Regions from separate parts of the Homo sapiens genome. Here region 1 is linked to region 2. A link is a loop called in an ENCODE intact Hi-C map of the cell type or tissue named here. Cell type or tissue: left ventricle myocardium inferior. All regions are shown on one strand. Each heading gives the region's core, and the rest is flanking DNA. Links, peaks and the distances in the headings are about the cores only.

Region 1 (8,502 bases), core at 379-8,378, 140 kb before region 2:
CAAGACCCTGACTCTAAAAAACCAAACCAAACAAAAAAAACAAATAAATAAAGTAAAAAAAGAAGAGCACTTGTGTGACGGGGTGGCATGAAGATTCAGAGAGACAGCGCATGGCGCTTGGCACGAGGCACCCGTCAGTGCCAGCCCTCCTCCGATAGTGACCAGTCCCCAGATTTATCAACCCCCCACCCCATGGCATTTGGATTTGAAGGTGAGAGGAGCCCTCCTTCCCGTACCCGAAAGAAGAGGAGGAAGAATCATGGGGTTGCTGACCCTGAATCTGGCTGCTTCCCTAAAAGACCGTCCACAAAGACCACCAAGTCCCACACACTAACTTCTCAGGGAAACTGAGGCCCAGAGAGGGGGGGGCACTTGCTCAGGGTCACACGGTGTGGCCCTGGAGGAATCCAGGCTCTGTAGGTCTGATAGAATCATGCTGGCACTCTCCCCTTTGGGGCTGAGTTTGCAGTTCAGGTCTGGAGACTCCGGGCCGCAGGGCACCTCAGGGGTCTGTTCTGCCGCATCGAGCCCTTCACTCCTGCATTCAAGCATGTTTCTTAAGTGGCCGCTCTGTGCTGGCCCCTCTGCTGACGGTGAGGGTCTCCGACGTGGCCTGGTGATGAGTTGGGATTTGTGGTTAGCTGCGACTCACAGAAACCCAACAATGATGACTTGAGCGGGAAGCACACGGTGCTGTGGGAGGCAGTCAGGCCTGGGCAGCCTCTGGAGACGCCCTTCTGGCCACCTAGCACGTGGCTTTCCTCTTTGTGGCAGAAAACGGCTGCTTCACCTCCAGCTCTCAGGACAGCATTCCAGGCAGGAAAATTGGGGTGGTGATTGGGAAAGGGTGAAGGGCAAAGTACAAAAGGCCCCTGCCAGGTGAATTCCTCTTTTTTTCAGAAAAACAATTGATTTCCTGGTCATTCTTAGCAGGAGACTCCTAATTTCATCTCATTGCTAGAATTAGGTAAAGCAGCCCAGCTAGCTGCAAAGGAGTCTGGGAAGTGAGTATTTGTATCTGGGCATATTTGCCCACTTGAACAAAACAGGGTTCTGTTAGGAAGGTAGCTGGGGACAAAATGGACACCGAACTGTCCAGCAGCGTTCTTACTCAGCGAACAGGGTTTCTGCCCTCAAGGCGCACCCACATCTGCTTGGCCACATACATTTGGACCTTTTTGCTGGAGCACGAAGTAGGATGTTGCTGGCATGTGCCCTGGAGGGATGCCCAGCAGTCTCCTACCATCTCCAGAGGGAGTGTCCTGTGCCCAGCACAGTGCCTGGTGCGTGGTAGGGGTCCAATCAATATTTGCTGTGACTCAAGGGAGGAGTTTCTAGATAGTAGTGTTTCTGGTGCATTTTCCATGACCCAGACCAGCTTTAAAAATTTTTTTGCATTGTATTTATTTATTTTATTTATTATTATTATTTTCTGAGACAGTCTCACTCTGTTGCCCAGGCTGGAATACAGTGGCATGATCTTGGCTCACTGCAGCCTCCTCCTCCTGGGTTCAAGCGATTCTCCTGCTTCAACCTCCTGAGTAGCTGGGACTACAGGTTCACGCCAACACACCTGGCTAATTTTTATGTTTTTAGTAGAGACAGGGTTTCGCCATGCTGGCCAGGCTGGTCTCGAACTCCTGACCTCAAGTGATCCGCCTGCCTTGGCCTCCTAAAGTGCTGGGATTACAGGTGTGAGCCACCGCACCTGGCCTTTCTCTTTCCTTCCTCTCTCCCTCCCTCTGTCTGTCCGTCCCTCCCTTCCTTCCTTCCTTCCTTCTTTCCTTTCTTTTGAGACAGAGTCTCACTCTGTCGCCCAGGCTGGAGGGCAGTGGTGAGATCTTGGCTCACTGCAACCTCCGCCTCCCGGGTTCAAGCGATTCTCCTGTCTCAGCCTCCTGAGTGGCTGGGACTATAAGCACATGCCACCACCACGCCCGGCTAATTTTTGTATTTTTAGTAGAGACGGGGTTTCACCATGTTGGTCAGGCTGATCTCGAACTCCTGACCCTGTGATCCACCCATGTTGGCCTCCCAAAGTGCTAGGATGACAGGCGTGAGCCACTGCACCCAGCCATTTTCTTTTCTTTTCTTTTTTTAGAGACAGGGTCTTGCTGTGTTGCCCAGGCTGGAGCAGAGTGCAGTGGCGTCATCATGGCTCACTGCAGCCTCGTCCTCCCCGGCTCAGGCAATCTTCCCATCTCTTGAGTAGCTGGGACCACACGTGCATGCCACCATGCTTGGCTAATTTTTAAAATTTTTGTAGGGGCTGGGTGTGTTGGTTCATGCTTGTAATCCCAGCACTTTGGGAGGCCAAGGTGGGTGGATCACTTAAGGTCAGGAGTTCAAGACCAGTCTGGCCAACATGGTGAAACCACATCTCTACTGAAAATACAAAAAATTAGCTGGGCGTGGTGGCGGGCGCCTGTAGTCCCAGCTGCTCAGGAGGCTGAGGCAGGAGAATCGCTTGAACCCAGGAGGCAGAGGTTGCAGTGAGCCAAGATCTCACCATTGCACTCCAGCCTGGGCAACAAGACTGAAACTCCGTCTCACAAAAACAAAACAAAAAAATAAATTTTTTGTAGACAGATCTTGCCATGTTTGGCGAGGCTGGTCTCAAACTCTTGGCGTCAAGTGATCCTCCGCCTTGGCCTCCCAAAGTGCTGGGATTACAGTTATGAGCCACTATGTATGGCCCAGTCCAGCTTTTGTATTGGTTTACATGAGGCTTTTAGTTTGGATCTTTATTCAATGCCTCTTCTGTGGATGAGATGGTGTGGGGTACAGAGGCAGGGGTGCTAAGACCAGCCCCTCCTGCAGGGAGAAGGCCACGATCCTCCCTGACTCTTGTGGGGGCTTCCGTAATGCCCAGTACTGAGTCCCCTACCCTGGGACCTGTGCTCTGCCTCTGGAATGGAAGCCACTCTGTAACCCCTAAAACCAGAGAAATTGGCAGCTGCTCCCTTGGCTGAGAACATCGCTGACTCCAAGTGCCCCAGTGCTCTCCACTCATCATTTCACAGACGACCCTGAGGGAGGCAGGGCCAGTGCGGCCTCATTCCACAGACGAGGAAACAGTCTCGGCCACTTGGCCAAGGTCCCAGAGCTTGTAAGGAGCAGATCTGGGATTTGAACCCAGGTCTGTTCAATGCCAGAGTAACTGCCCTCTGTCCGGGCTGGCTGACACCACCCGTCATTTATTAGGCAGCAAATGGTTATCCCGTCCTCTGGGCTTAGGGCTTATGGCTGTGTTTGCGGGGTGGGGATGGAGTGGGAGGCGGGAAACATTCCTAGTGGTGGGAAACCAGATGTGGGTGCAGGGAGAGACGCTGGGAGAGGTGCCAGGTGTCAGGGGCCACGCTGTGACATCTCCTCCTGGTGGAGGGTTCCAGCCCAGGGCAGGGGACGGAAGCTTCGGTGGCCCCTACGCTGAGCCTGGCATCTCTCGGGTCTCCTAGTGCTTAGAGCTGACACGGGGATCAGTGCTTGGCTGGCGCTTGCCAGAGGCAGTGTTTCTCTCCTTCCTTCTTCCCTTTTTTTCTGAGACAGTGATCTTGGCTGTGGCGCCGAATCCGCTCTATGGGAAAAACTTGTTTTTGTCGGTAAACTCGAGCGTTATGACTCAGAAGACACCCAGGGAGCAGCCTCGTGGTGTCAAGGGGCCGCTCTGCTAATGAGCTAATGCTTAGGAAGTGCTTTGAAGACGAAAAATTCCACACGAGGGTTGAGGGTGTGTGCTGTTATTTGGGGGAGAGGGTGAATAGGAGGATGAAGTGGAGGGAAAGGGGCAAAATCTTGCTAAGGAACAGCCCCCCGAGACCCTCGGGCTGCGCGGCAAGGCTGGCTTTGCGTGTTGCTGATGCAGGCGTCTGTCTGGGCAGAGGCACCAGCTGCCCCTTTGTTCAGAACAAGGCAGATCTGAACTGGGTGGGACACGCGGCTTTGATTTAGTTTTTCTTCCGGGGGAGGGGGCGGGCTGGGGTGGGAAGGGATGGGACTTGGGTGACTCCTGTCGTCTAGCCTGAGATCTTCCAGTCTGGAAGCAGCTGCTGTCATTCATTCATTCAACAAACACATCGACCTGCGCCAGGCATGGGCCATGGAGCAGGAAACGAAGATAGTCCCTGTCCTCTTGAAGTTTATGGCCTGGAGGGGGAGATGACATCTAACAGATGAAGACGTCAACCACCTTGCAGTTAGAATTGTGAAAGGGTGGCGGCAGAGAGACACCTAAAGTCATGGGTGCGGGAACCACAGATGTCCCAGCCCAGGTCTGGGAGTGCCAGGAAGGCTTTCCCAGGAGGAACAGCTCAAAGGAAAGAGTGGGGGTTTCCAGCTCCCAGGCAGAGAGACAGGACACATCAGCAGAGAGATTGGCATTAATTAATACACTGAATAAATGGCCGGGCCTGGTAGCTCACGCCTGTAATCCCAGCACTTTGGGAGGCCAAGGCGGGTGGGTCACCTGGGGTCAGGACTTTGAGACCAGCCTGGCCAACATGATGAAACCCCATCTCTACTAAAAATACAAAAAATTAGCCGGGCGTGGTGGTGGGTGCCTGTAATCCCAGCTACTTGAGAGGCTGAGGCAGGAGAATAGCTTGAACCTGGGAGACAGAGGTTGCAGTGAGCCAAGATCGCGGGACTGCACTCGTCTGGGTGACAAAAGCGAAACTCTGTCTCCAAAACAAAACAAACAAAAAAGACACTGAATAATTCATCCAGCAAACCTTTATTGAGTACTTACTATATGCCACACACTGGGGACACAGAGGCACTCAACACAGGCAGCCGGACTCCCTATGGAGCTGCCGTTCTGTGCACCAAGCAGATGAAGAAGCAGGTAGAGAAAGCAGCAGACAGCAGTAAGGAGTGGTGGGGAAAAGAAACCGACTCATGGGGTAGAGGGGCCTGGGGAGGCTCCTACAGATTGTGCGGCAGAGAGGGAAGGCGTTTTTCAGGACGTGGGGTTTAAACTGAGACCGCCAGAGTGGTAAGGAAGAGCCAGCAGCCTCTAGCCGGCCCAGCCAGTGCAAAGGTCCTGAGACAGGAATAAGTTCAGTGTGATCAGAGAACTAAGAGAGGCCAGCGCAGTGGCGGGCACGCAGTGAGCCCCAAGGAGAGTGAGAATGCAAGTTCTGCAGGGGTTCCTCGTGAAGGGCTGGCTGTGTAGCATAAGTATTACGTTCATTGTAAATAAAGAAACTACTAATACAGGGGCTTATACAGACAGAAGATTTTGCTTTAGCCAATGATAAGCCTTCGGTGGGTAGTCGGGTTGGTGTAGTAACTTACAGATGGCACGGCCACCCCTGCTCTATCTTCCCTTTCACTGTCTTCAGTGTGGAGGCTGTGTCCTCACAGTTGCTGCCTCATGGTCACAAGATGGCTGCGGCACCTCCGGGCCTCACATCCATGTTCCAGGCAAGAGGAAGGAGAAGGAGCAAAAGGCCGAAGAGCAAAGAGTGAGAGGGCCTTTTCCTTGCCAGCTCCATCTCTTTATTCAGAAAGGGAATTGCTCCTCAGGGACTTTTGTTCTAACTTACTGGCTAGATCTGGGTTACATGGCCACCTTGGACAGCAAGGAGGCTTGGAAAATCGAGGTTTTCTTTTGTTTGTTTGTTTTGTTTTTGAGATGGAGTTTTGCTTTTGTTGCCCAGGCTGGAATGCAATGGTGCAATCTCGGCTCACTGCAACTTCTGCCTCCCGGGTTCAAGTGATTCTCCTGCCTCAGCCTCCTGAGTAGCTGGGATTATGGGCCCCTGCCACCATGCCTGGCTAATTTTTTATATTTTTAGTAGAGATGGGGTTTCACCATATTGGCCAGGCTGGTCTTGATCTCCTGACCTCAGGTGATCCACCTGCCTCATCCTCCCAAAGTGCTGGGATTACAGGCGTGAGCCACAGCGCCTGGCCCCCAGAAAATCAAGTCTTAAAATTTTGCTGGTCTCTATAGTAGAAGGAGGAAAGGGAGAAGAGCTTGGGTTGACTTTTGGGGTGCAATCCTAAAGGCCTGCAAAGGCCCGAAGGAGGGAAGGCCTTGGTGAATTCTGGGGACAGAAAGCCCCAGGGGTCAGGGGCAGGGGTCAGGGTGAAGAGTGCAGACTTCATCTGGAGGACCGCAGGGAGCCATGGTGCGTTCAGATTTGCTGAAGCTGCTATTTAAACTGAGCACTGGAGACACGTCACCGAGGGAGGCCCATTCCCTGCTCACCTCAGAGACTTGACGGGGGCATCCTCAGGGCTCCGATGAAGCCCTGATTCCTTGGAGAAAGGCTTGCAGCCCCTCTCCTTCCTGGATTGCACACCTCCAGCCCTGGCAGCCTGTCCCCTGGTTGGCACCCAGCAGCAGGCCACAGATGGCTTCTGGCTGTCCCATGGCGTCGCATCAGGGCATGCAGCGGATAGTGACTCACACTGGCACCTCTTCTGCTTGGAAAATGCCCTACACATCCATCATCTTTGGTTTTTCTGCTAGAACGATGGCATGAGGTGGGTGTATTTTTCACTGATGGGGAACAGGCAGAGACGCAAGCTCCCTTGCTTGAATGAGGACTGTGCTCGCCCTGCAGACTCTGGAAGAAGGGCTCCATGCTCAGCCCGCACTGGGCATCTCTGCCTGCCTGCTCAGGGTAGAAGGGCCACTCTCTTAGGGATGATTCAAGGGTCTTGGAGGCCCTATGCGGTCAATCTTGTTTTCCTGCCACATCAAGGGAGTGTGCAATTTTCGAGGCCCCGAGCCCTGTGTTTTCACTGAGGGCAGACATAGGGCATTCGCTGTCTTTGCCCGTGGAGCTGTTCCTCACACTAACCATGCAGGGCTGGGTGGGAGACATGTATGGGGGGTGGGGTGGGGTGGGAGGGGGCCAAGAAGACATGTAAGACCCGGGGCCCTGTCCTTGGGAGTTTAACATCTGGGTGGGCCTCCTTGGACCAACTTCCTCTGATCTGCTTGTGACTTCGGGAAAGTCCCTTCCTGTCTCTGGGACAATTTTTTTTTTTCTTTTTTTTTTTTTGAGACAGAGTCTCGCTCTGTCGTCAAGGCTGGAGTGCAGTGGCATGATCTCGGCTCACTGCAACCTCCGCCCCCTTGGGGCAAGCGATTCTCCTGTCTTAGTCTCCCAAGTAGCTGTGACTACAGGTGCGCACCGCCATGCCTCCCTAATTTTTGTATTTTTAGCAGAGACAGGGTTTCACCATGTTGGCCAGGCTGGTCTCGAACTCCTGGCCTCAAGTGATCCACCCACCTCGACTTCCCAAACTGCTGGGATTATAGGCACGAGCCACCACGCCTGGCCTCTGGGCCAATTTCCTCATCGGTATAATGAAGGGGTTGGCAGGGCTAGTTCTGAATTTTCCCAACCCACCCATAAAATTCACCCTTCAAATTCTAAAGATTCCATTCCGTGGTCTAACTCTGTGTGTCTGTCCTTGGTTCCAAAAGTCCCCGTCCTTGTGGCCCCTGTTGTTTTGGACCCATCACAGGTAATTATGTATTTGTGTGATTAAACATCCCTGGCCTGTCTCCCTGCCTGGGCTGTGTGCTCAGCAAAGAACCATGCCTGTCTCTGTCTTTGTCCTTTAAGAGATCAGCACAGGGCCTAGCGCATAGTAGGTGCTCACTAAATACTGTAGCAGCTGGTATTGTTGGGAAATGATGCTGGGAGAGGCTGCTGCTGGAGAGAAGGGAGCCACCGACCGCCCTGCAGGCAGTCAGCGCCCTCAGTCCCTTCCTCCTCGCGGGCCGCAGAGGCTCCCCTTTCCCCGAGACGATAAGAATGCCCAGACGCCCCAAAACCCAGGCCGCGCCCCTCCGGGTAGAACTACAGTCCCCAGAAGGCCGCGAGGGGCGGAGCCACCAGCGCCCGCCCCGCCCGGGCCCGCCATGCCGCACAGCATCATGGGAGTTGTAGTTCAGGCCCTGTCCCCCGGGCAGCCGCTGGCGCGGACGTTCGCGGAGCAGCCCGGCGCCCGCGCGGCTCACGGGGCCCTAGGACCCCTCCCCTGGGGGACCTCCACCCTCCGCAGGCCTTTTGAATTAATCCTACTGCGCCGGGGACCCCAGGACAGTTCTGTCGCGTACTCCCGGGACCCTTTAAGGGGCGGGGCTGGGATCCTGCCCCACCCTTGACTCCCCCACCCTCCTCTCTCAAACATCACCCCGGGCGCTTTAAAACGCTTGATCTCGCTGGAACCTTTTCGGTCTCCGTTAGCCACACCTTGATTGTCGAGTGTGTGTCTGGCCCTTTGGGGACAGCGCTTAAAGTCGGGGTGGGCGGGGGAGGGGATCACCGACATTCAGTCTTGAGTGACACACCAGATGACCCCACCGGAGAGGAGGAGGGTGGCACAGGGGCCTGACGGACCTGGGGTATGGGCAAGGCTTCCAGGGGCCGGTGACATTCAGACTAGGCCTGGGTTGGCCAGGGCAGGAGCAGGGAAGGGTGTTCCAGTCAGAGGGAACAGCATGAAGGAGGGCTTCGAGGCTTTAGGGGAAGCAAA
Region 2 (8,502 bases), core at 66-8,065:
TTCAGGCTGGGGCCGTCCCCGCTCTCCTGGCCCCAGAGCTGCCCCACTAGGCAGGGAAAGCCTCTGGAATGAGGGAACAGGATATGGCTCCATGAGGCCCCCACAAGCCAGAGGCACCCCTGAGCTTTGCATAGATGGGAAGGACTTGGATTGCTGGGGCCGGGCTGGAGCCTGGGAATCCTGAGCCGGAAGTGAGGGGTGCACACAGCTGTCTAGAGAAGCCCTCTGCGTGTGCGTGTGTGTGTCCCTCCAGATCTGTGCATGTTGAGTCACTCGGGGAAGTGGCTCTCCTCATGTAAATGTCTTCAGGATGAAGGGAGGTCCTTCTGGTGTCTGGACTTGAGCTTCTCTGGGGGCAGAACCTGGGCTCTGGGGGCTGCTATTTGGGAATCACCCTCCTTGCCGCCCCCTGGGCCAGTGCCCTGAGGACACTGGAGGGGTCCTTGAGCCCTAGTGGGGGGTAGGGTGTGTGTGTGTGTGTGAGAGAGAGCCAGAGAGAGTGTCTGTGAGCAGGGGTGTATGTAAATGTGTGTGAGGATGTGTATATGTGCATTGGTGTGAGTTGTGTGTGTGAGGTTGTGTTGGGGTGAGGGTGTGGGCGTGTGAGTTGGTGTGAGGGTGTGTGAGTTGGTGTGTGTGAGTTGTGAGGTTGCGTTGGGAGTGAGGGTGTGTGCATGTGAGTTGGTGTGTGAGTTGTGTATATGTGAGGTTGTGTTGGGTGGGGGCAAGGGTGTGTGCATGGGTCTGTGAGTTGTGTATGAGGGAGGATGTGTGCATGGGAGTTGGTGTGTGTGAGGGTGTGTGAGGGTGTGTGTGAAAGTGTGTGGGTGTGAGTTGGTGTGTGTGTTGTATATGTGTGAGGTTGTGTTGGGGTGAGGGTGTGTGTGTGAGTTGGTGTGTGAGTTGTGTATGTGTAAGGGTGTGAGTGTGAGTTGGTGTGTATTTGAGTTAGTGTGTGTTGGTGTGCATGCGAGTTGGTGTGTGTGAGTTGGTGTGTGTTAGTGTGAGTTGTATATGTGTGAGTTGGTGTGTGTGTTGGTATGAGTTGTGTATGTGAGTTGGTGTGTGTTAGTGTGAGTTGTGTATGTGTGAGTTGGTGTGTTGGTGTGAGTGACTTGTGTATGTGTGAGTTGGTATGCGTGTGAGTTGGTGTGTATGTGAGATGTGTGAGTTGGTGTGTATGCGAGTTGATGTGAGTTGTGTATGTGTGAGTTGGTGTGTATGAGTTGGTGTGTGAGTTGTGTATGTGTGAGTTGGTGTGTATGAGTTGGTGTGTGAGTTGTGTATGTGAGTTGGTATGAGTTGGTGTGAGTTGTGTATGTGTGAGTTGGTGTGTATGTGAGTTGGTGTGTAAGTGACTTGTGTATGTGTGTGTATTGGTGTACATGTGAGTTGAGTTGGTGTGTGAGTTGGCATGTGAGTTGGTGTGAATTATGTATGAGTTGGTGTGTGAATTGTGTATGTGTGAGTTGGTGTGTGAATTGTGTATGTGTGAGTTGGTGTGCATGTGAGTTGGTGTGTGAGTTCGTGTGTGAGTTGGCATGTGAGTTGGCACATATGTGAGTTGGTGTGTGAGTTGTGTATGTGTGAGCGCATATGAGTTGTGTGAGTTGGCATGTGAGTTGGTGTGAGTTATGTATGTGTGAGTTGGTGTGTGAGTTGTGTATGTGTGAGTTGGTGTGCATGTGAGTTGGTGTGTGTGTGAGTCCGTGTGTGAGTTGGCATGTGAGTTGGCACATATGTGAGTTGGTGTGTGAGTTGTGTATGTGTGTGTTGATGTGTATGTGAGTTGCTGTGCGTGTGAGTTGTGTGCGTGTGAGTTGGTGTGTGAGTTGTGTATGTGTGAATTGGTGTGTGTGTGAGTTGTGTGTGTGTGAGGGAGGGTGTGTTTGTGGACAGATGTGTGTGCGCCTGGATGTGCCGGACCGGTTGGGAGGGGCGGATGGACCGAGGCTCCGCGACAGGCATTTCCGAGCTCCCCTGGCAGATCTGGCTTAGGAGGAGCTGCAGGGACCAGCGCTGAGGGCCCTTCTGGCTGCCCTGGTCCGGGCCTTGGTGTCTTCCTGGTCTCATCTCTCTCTAGTCTCTGCAGTCCCCTGGGCTCTCCAGTCCCACAGGGGGCTCTCCCTTGGAAACCCGTGGGGAATGTCACCCGTGGGGAATGTCTCTGCCCACCCAAGCCTCCCCGGGGAACGGCAGACAGGATGGCCCCTCAGGCCGGCACCTCCCAGAACTCACGTCCCCACAGTGGCCCTGGGGTCCCCTCTGGCCTCACGCCCGCTCCTCTTCCTCTCTTTCAAGATTTGCCGGGTGCTGGGCCCCAGAAGCCAGCCCTCCTGACGTGTGGCGGCCGTCCTCACCGCTCCCTCCTTCCCTGCAGCATTCCCCAGCCCCCGGCCCACCCTCCTCCCACCCGCTTCCTGACCCAGGCTCCCGGGCCTTCCCCTCGTGGCCACCTAGCTGTGTGCTTTGTTTGGCTGCTGTCACCCCCAGGAAGGTGATCCCCGTGAGAACTCAAATAGCAGATGCTCATCTGGGACCCCCGCCTCCAGCCCCAGGGGAGGTTTCCTGGTCCTCACTGTGGCCGGGGCATGGCTCCTTCACCCCGGGGCTCACCCTCGGTGTCCGTGAAGTCCAGCCGACGGTGACCCTAAGTCCTCCCTCCACTCGCCTATGTTTGGGGATAGCCCATCCTTCCTGCAGGCCTTTGTCTTGGTGTCACCCTGCCTGAGCTGGCCCCAACCACAGTAGCAACAGTGATGCTGATGTGTGACTGCTGCCAGGAGCCTGCTCACATGACCGTGTGGAGAAAGTTCTTTCCCTGAGGACCATCTGGAGTGGACGCGTGCACTACCCCTCTCTGAATACACCCTCCCCACGAGGCCCTCTGGAGCATCCTGTAGAGCCAGCCCCTACCCAGAGACCCTGAGCCCAGAGAATGCGCTGGGTGGTGAGCCTGGGGACGAATGCAGAGCCCTAGGTCTCCTCTCCAGAAGTAAGTATGGGGTTTGTGTAAATTGCTTGGTCAGGAGGGCGGGACCTGGGGTCTTCACTAGGCTTCCCAAAAACTGGGTTGAGCACATAGTAGGTGCTCACTAAATAACTGTTGAAATAGATAAGCAAGGAGGCTGGGCGAGGTGGCTCACATCTGTAATCCCAGCACTCTGGGAGGCTGAGGCGGGCAGAGCACCTGAGGTCAGGAGTTCAGGACCAGCCTGGCCAACAGGTTTAGTGATGAAACCCCGTCTCTACTAAAAAAAAAAAAACCAAAAATTAGCTGGGCGCAGTGATGCACGCCTGTAACCCCAGCTGCTCAGGAGGCTGAGGCAGGAGAATCGCTTGAACTTGGGAGGCGGAGGTTGCGGTGAGCCAAAATCGTGACACTGCACTCCAGCTTGGGGGCAACAGAGCAAGACTTGTCTCAAAAAAAAAAATATATATATATATATGTATATGTGTATATATACACACACACACACATATATATATATGCAAGGGGATGGAAGGATGGACACAGGCATGGGTTTGGGCCACACAGTCTTGCTGGGCCTCCTGCCCATGGCCCTCCTGGGGTCCGGAACCTGGCAGAGGCTGAGGTTCCGGAGAAGTTGGGCCCCCAGCCTGTTCACTGGGGCACAGGTCACGCTGTAGACGCAGCCCCACTAGCTTGTTTAGGGGTCGAGGACTCCTACAACATCCCCGGGAGGGGGGTGGCACTGGGACCCTTATTTCCTCCTGTGGAAGCAGAACCAGGTGACCCTCGCCCCCCGGCTGGCTGTGGTGCTGTGTGTCACCCGGCTGGGTCAGGCCCTGACACCGAGCAGGGTTCACTGTGGCTCTTGAAGACCTTGTTGTTGGGGCTGAAACGCATCTGCACCTCCACCTGGGTCCTCCGTCCCTCAGGGTGGGTGTTTATTCCCAAGCAAGGGGTCACCCAGAGAGCAGCCCAAAACCTCCCTTGAGTCCTGAGGAAGGGGCAGCCAGAGGCTGGGCTGGGAGGAGGCGTGGCAGGCGTTGGGAGCAGCTGCTCCAAGTGCAGTGACCATATTTTTCTGAGCTGAAAAATGAGGACACAGGATGTAGCTGAGGGCTTTCTCAGGTTGGTTCACTTAATGAAGGGGAAAAAACCTTCCAAAGGTATGAAAGTTAAAGCTTATTTAGTTATGTGGGGAATAGCTTGTTTTTGTGGAAGGAACCTGAGTTTCCAAAATCAGGGGTTTTCTGGAAAGGAATAATTCCATTTGGCTAATATTTGGGGGGCACCTGGACCAACCTTGTCTTTAGTGGGAAGCAAAGCAGGCATGATCCTGGCCTCACAGAGTGACGTAGGGAGACGGACAGTATTCCAATAATTTCATGGTTCAGAGGTCTTTTAGGAGGTAACTGATGAAGAGGGAGCGCAGGATGGGGTGGGGAAAGCACATTCCAGGCAGGGAACAGCATATGCAAAGGCCCTGTGGCTGGAGGGAGAGCTTCGCGTTTGAGGGACAGGAGGGCAGCCCCGAATGTGACGAGCGAGAGGGAGAGGAGGATGGAGATGTGGGCAGGGGTCAGTCTGGGCGGTGGCCAGCAGCCATGAGAGTGTGATGGGCTGTCTCTGGCAGGCAGTGGGGGAGCCATGGATGGTTGGACACAGGCGTGACCTGGTCATCCTGGTGGATGTTGATGGTGATGAGGAGAAGGATGGGGTTGAGAATCGTAGGAGGTACTGAGTTCTTACCGCGTGCCAAGCACCATTTCACAGATCGAAGTGAGGGCTGGGGAGGGGAAGTGACTTATCCAGGTCACACCACTGGCAAATGGCAGAAATGGGACTCAGACCGCATCTGTCTGGCCACACAGTCCGCACGCTCGTCCTGCATGTCCTGTACACACTGTACACAGAGCTGCCCTTTGTCTGGATGCGGAAGCCAAGGGACATGCAGACGACCCTGTCACCTGCCTCCCTGTGGTGCTGACTCCTCTCTGCTCTGAGTTCCAGGCTGGGTGGGGACTGCAGGTCACAGGATTGGCCGGAGCTGGAAAAGCCCAGCTCAGTTCCTGCTGAGGCCCAGCAGGGGAAGGAGAGGTTGCAACATCGGCGGAGGCTGAGGTTCCGGAGAAGTTGGGCCCCCAGCCTGTTCACTGGGGCACAGGTCACACTGCAGACGCAGCCCCACTAGCTTGTTTGGGGCTCGAGGACTCCCACAACATCCCCGGGAGGGGGGTGGCACCGGGACCCTCATTTCCTCCTGTGGAAGCAGAACCAGGTGACTGCACTGCTGTAGACCCACCAGCGGCATTGAAAAAACCCTCACCAGGCTGGGCGAGGTGGCTCATGACTGTAACTCCAGCACTTTGGGAGGCCAAGGCAGGCAGATCAATTGAGGTCAGGAGTTCAAGACCAGCCTGGTCAACAAGGTGAAATCCCATCTCTACCCAAAATACAAAAACTAGTCCGGTGTGGTGGTATGCACCCGTAATCCCACTACTCAGGAGGCTGAGGCAGGAGAATCGCTTGAACCCGGGAGGCGGAGGTTGCAGTGAACCGAGATTGCGCCACTGCACTGCAGCCTGGGCGACAGAGTAAGACTCTGTCTCAAAAAAAAAAAAAAAAAAAAAAGAAAGAAAAGAAAAAAGAAAAAGCCCTTATCCCCTCCTTAATCATTAGGGAAATGCAGATGAAAACCCGGATGAGACGTCACCTCCCACCCATTAGGATGGCTACTATCAGGAACCAGAAAGAACAAGGGCTGGTGGGGAGGAGGTGGAGAAATTGGAACTCTCAAGCATTGCTGGTAGGAATGAAAATGGTGCAGCCGCTGTGGAAAACAGCATGGCAGTTCCTCAAAAAAAGTAAAAATAGAATTACCATATGATCTAGCATTTCCACTTCTGGGTATGTACCCAAACGCGTTGAAAGCAAGGCCTCGAAGACATATTCATGCTCCCATCTTCATAGCAACATCACTCACAATAGCCAGAAGGTGGAAGCAACTCAAGTGTCCTTGAATGCAGGAATAAACAAAATTTGATACATACGTACAATGGAATATTATTTAGCCATAAAAAGGAAATTCTGACACACGCTATAACATGGATGAACCTTGAAGACATTACGCTAAGTAAAATAGCCTGTCACAAAAGGACAAATACAATAGGATTCCACTTATGTGAGGCTCTAAAGAAGTCACATTCATAGAGACAGAGAGTGGAATGGTGATGGCCAGGGAGAAGGAGGAGTTAGTATTTCACGGGTACAGAGTTTAAGTTTTACAGGATGAAAAGAGTTCTGTGGGTGGATGGTGGTGACCGTTGCACAATAGCATGAATGTACTTAACACTACAGAACTACACACTTAAAAATGGTTAAGATGGCACATTTTATGTGTATTTTAAAAAATTTTTATTCTCAGTTCTCTTATGTTATTGACAGCTGGCTTTCTTTTAAGTTTTTTTTCTTTTTTCTTTTTTGAGACAGTGTCTCACTCTGTCACTCAGGCTGAAGTGTTGTGGAACCACCACAGCTCACTGCAGCCTTGAACTCCTGGGCTCAAGCGATCCTCCCACCTCAGCCTCCGGAGTAGCTACCACATCCAGCTAGTTTTTTACTTTTTTGTGGACACACGGTCTCACTATGTTGCTCAGGCTGGTCTAGAACTCCTGGCCTCAAGCCATCCTCCTGTCTGGGCCTCCCAAAGCGTGGGATTACAGGCGTGAACCAACTCCCGGCCTTAAGTTAGTTGCTTTTGTAAGAAATAAAAATACCAGGCGGTAATTGGCATTAGAGCAGTCAAAAATCTCAGATGCTAGTGTTCCTGGGCAAGTAACCTTGCCTCTCTGAAGCTCAGTTTTCTCATGGGGAAATGGGATCGTGATGGCACCTCCCTCCTGGAGCCACTGTGAGGGTTCCATGATGCCTCCGAGGTGCTCTTCCCAGCGGCCAATGTGCAGTGAGCACCCAGCTGCCCCTATAGGACTGGCAGGTCTTCCTTGAGCCTTTGGGGTTAGGGATTTAAGCAGCATAGGCCTTAGTCAGAGGAGAAAAAGTCCCTTACCCCACCATCCACATGGGGAAACGGGCCTAGAAGAGTCAAAGGACTTGCCAAGATCTCTCAGCATCTCCTGAACTGGAATGTGGTTTTCCAAGAGTCCCCTCAGGACCCGGGCCAGGCTTCACCTGTGCCTGGGTGTGCAGCTGTATTGGTCAGCAGGGCTCCCTCTGCTGTGGTAACAAATGAACCCCGCATCTGAGCGCCTTAAAATGGTCAAGGTTTGTTTCGCATCCGGCAAAGTCTGCTGTGTGTCCAGGCAATTCTTTTATTTTTTTTTTTTGGAGACAGAGTCTCTCTCTGTTGCCCAGGCTGGAGTGCAGTGGCACAATCTCAGCTCACTGCAGCCTCCGCCTCCCGGGTTCAAGCGATTCTCCTGCCTCGGCCTCCCGAGTAGCTGGGACTATAGGCGTGTGCCGTCACGCCCAGCTAATTGTTGTATTTTTAGTAGAGACGGGGTTTCACCATGTTGGCCAGGCTGGTCCCGAACCGCTGACTTCAAGTCATCTGCCCACCTCGGCCTCCCAAAGTGCTGGGATTACAGGTGTGAGCCACCGTGCCCAGCCTCCAGGTGATTCTTCGGGGTAACTGCCCTCGCTATGAAGGGAGGCTTAAAAATCCAGGCTGCCTCCTGCTGGTGGCACCCCCATCTCCAGATCACTGAGTCACGGGAAAGAGCATCACATCACTTCCTCCCACGGCTCACTAGCCGGGGGCCTCATGCAACCGCAAAGGTGGCGGGTCCTAAGAAAGAGACGAAAACTGGCTATAGGTGAGCACTAGATGTTTCTACTCACAGTCAGGGTGGGGTGTGAATCGAGCTGCCCCTTTCAAAATACAAATGAAGGCTTCCTGTTCTTTTTCTGTCCTTGAAGAATCCCGGGGACGGGCCCTAGCAGGCAGGCATTTTTTTTTTTGAGACGGATCTCGCTCTCTCGTCCAGGCTGGAGTGCGGTGGCATGATCTTGGCTCACTGCAACCTCCACCTCCCAGGTTCAAGCGATTCCCCTGCCTCAGCCTCCCAAGTAGCTGGTATTATAGACATGCACCACCACCCCCAGCTAATTTTTGTGTGTGTGTGTATGTGTGTGTGTGTGTGTGTGTATATATATATATTTATTATTATTATTATTTTTTTTTTTGTAGAGACCGGATTTTGCCATGTTGGCCAGGCTGGTCTTGAACTCCTGACCTCAAGTGATCCACCTGCCTCGGCCTCCCAAAGTGCAGGGATTACAGGTGTGAGCCACTGCACCCGGCCTCAGGCAGGTATTTTTACCAGCCGAATACTCTTGCACTGTGCACTCTTCGTGTTCATCATCAGTCCCCCGGATGGGTGTTTAAGGCATTTCCAAAGCTCTGTTATTAAAAACACGATGCAATGAGTTTCTTTCAGCATTTCCCCTTGTTGCCGTGTGAATGCGTCCGTGGTATAACTTCCTAAAAGTGGAATCGCTTGGTCAAAGGGTGG

What was found. Peaks named below come from ENCODE experiments on the same cell type or tissue, not always from the same donor. Only the 100,000 strongest peaks of a DNase experiment are listed, where the experiment ranks them.
Region 1: a loop joins it to region 2, with 1.9 times the contacts of the local background. A loop is called at or near these places in 2 of 110 quality-filtered maps.

The regions. Positions count from the first base shown.
Region 1 is chr9:129,195,064-129,203,565 of GRCh38, forward strand. All of the region lies in intron 1 of LOC105376289 (a long non-coding RNA gene), which reads left to right. Among named protein-coding and RNA genes, the nearest start is that of IER5L, 21 kb to the left of the region's middle. RefSeq lists an enhancer at 7,727-8,021 and a silencer at 7,775-8,184. In left ventricle myocardium inferior, for the core only: no CTCF peak of the experiment used is centred there; DNase peaks (open chromatin) are centred at 3,088, 3,488 and 7,868; H3K4me3 peaks cover 1,117 bases; H3K27ac peaks cover 3,196 bases; H3K27me3 peaks cover 942 bases.
Region 2 is chr9:129,339,049-129,347,550 of GRCh38, forward strand. LINC01503 (long intergenic non-protein coding RNA 1503) reads left to right here. Exons shown (of 4, transcript NR_120686.1): 3 at 2,784-2,995; 4 at 8,178-8,429. Among named protein-coding and RNA genes, the nearest start is that of LINC01503, 6.4 kb to the left of the region's middle. In left ventricle myocardium inferior, for the core only: a CTCF peak has its summit at 5,016; a DNase peak (open chromatin) is centred at 5,033; H3K27ac peaks cover 2,309 bases.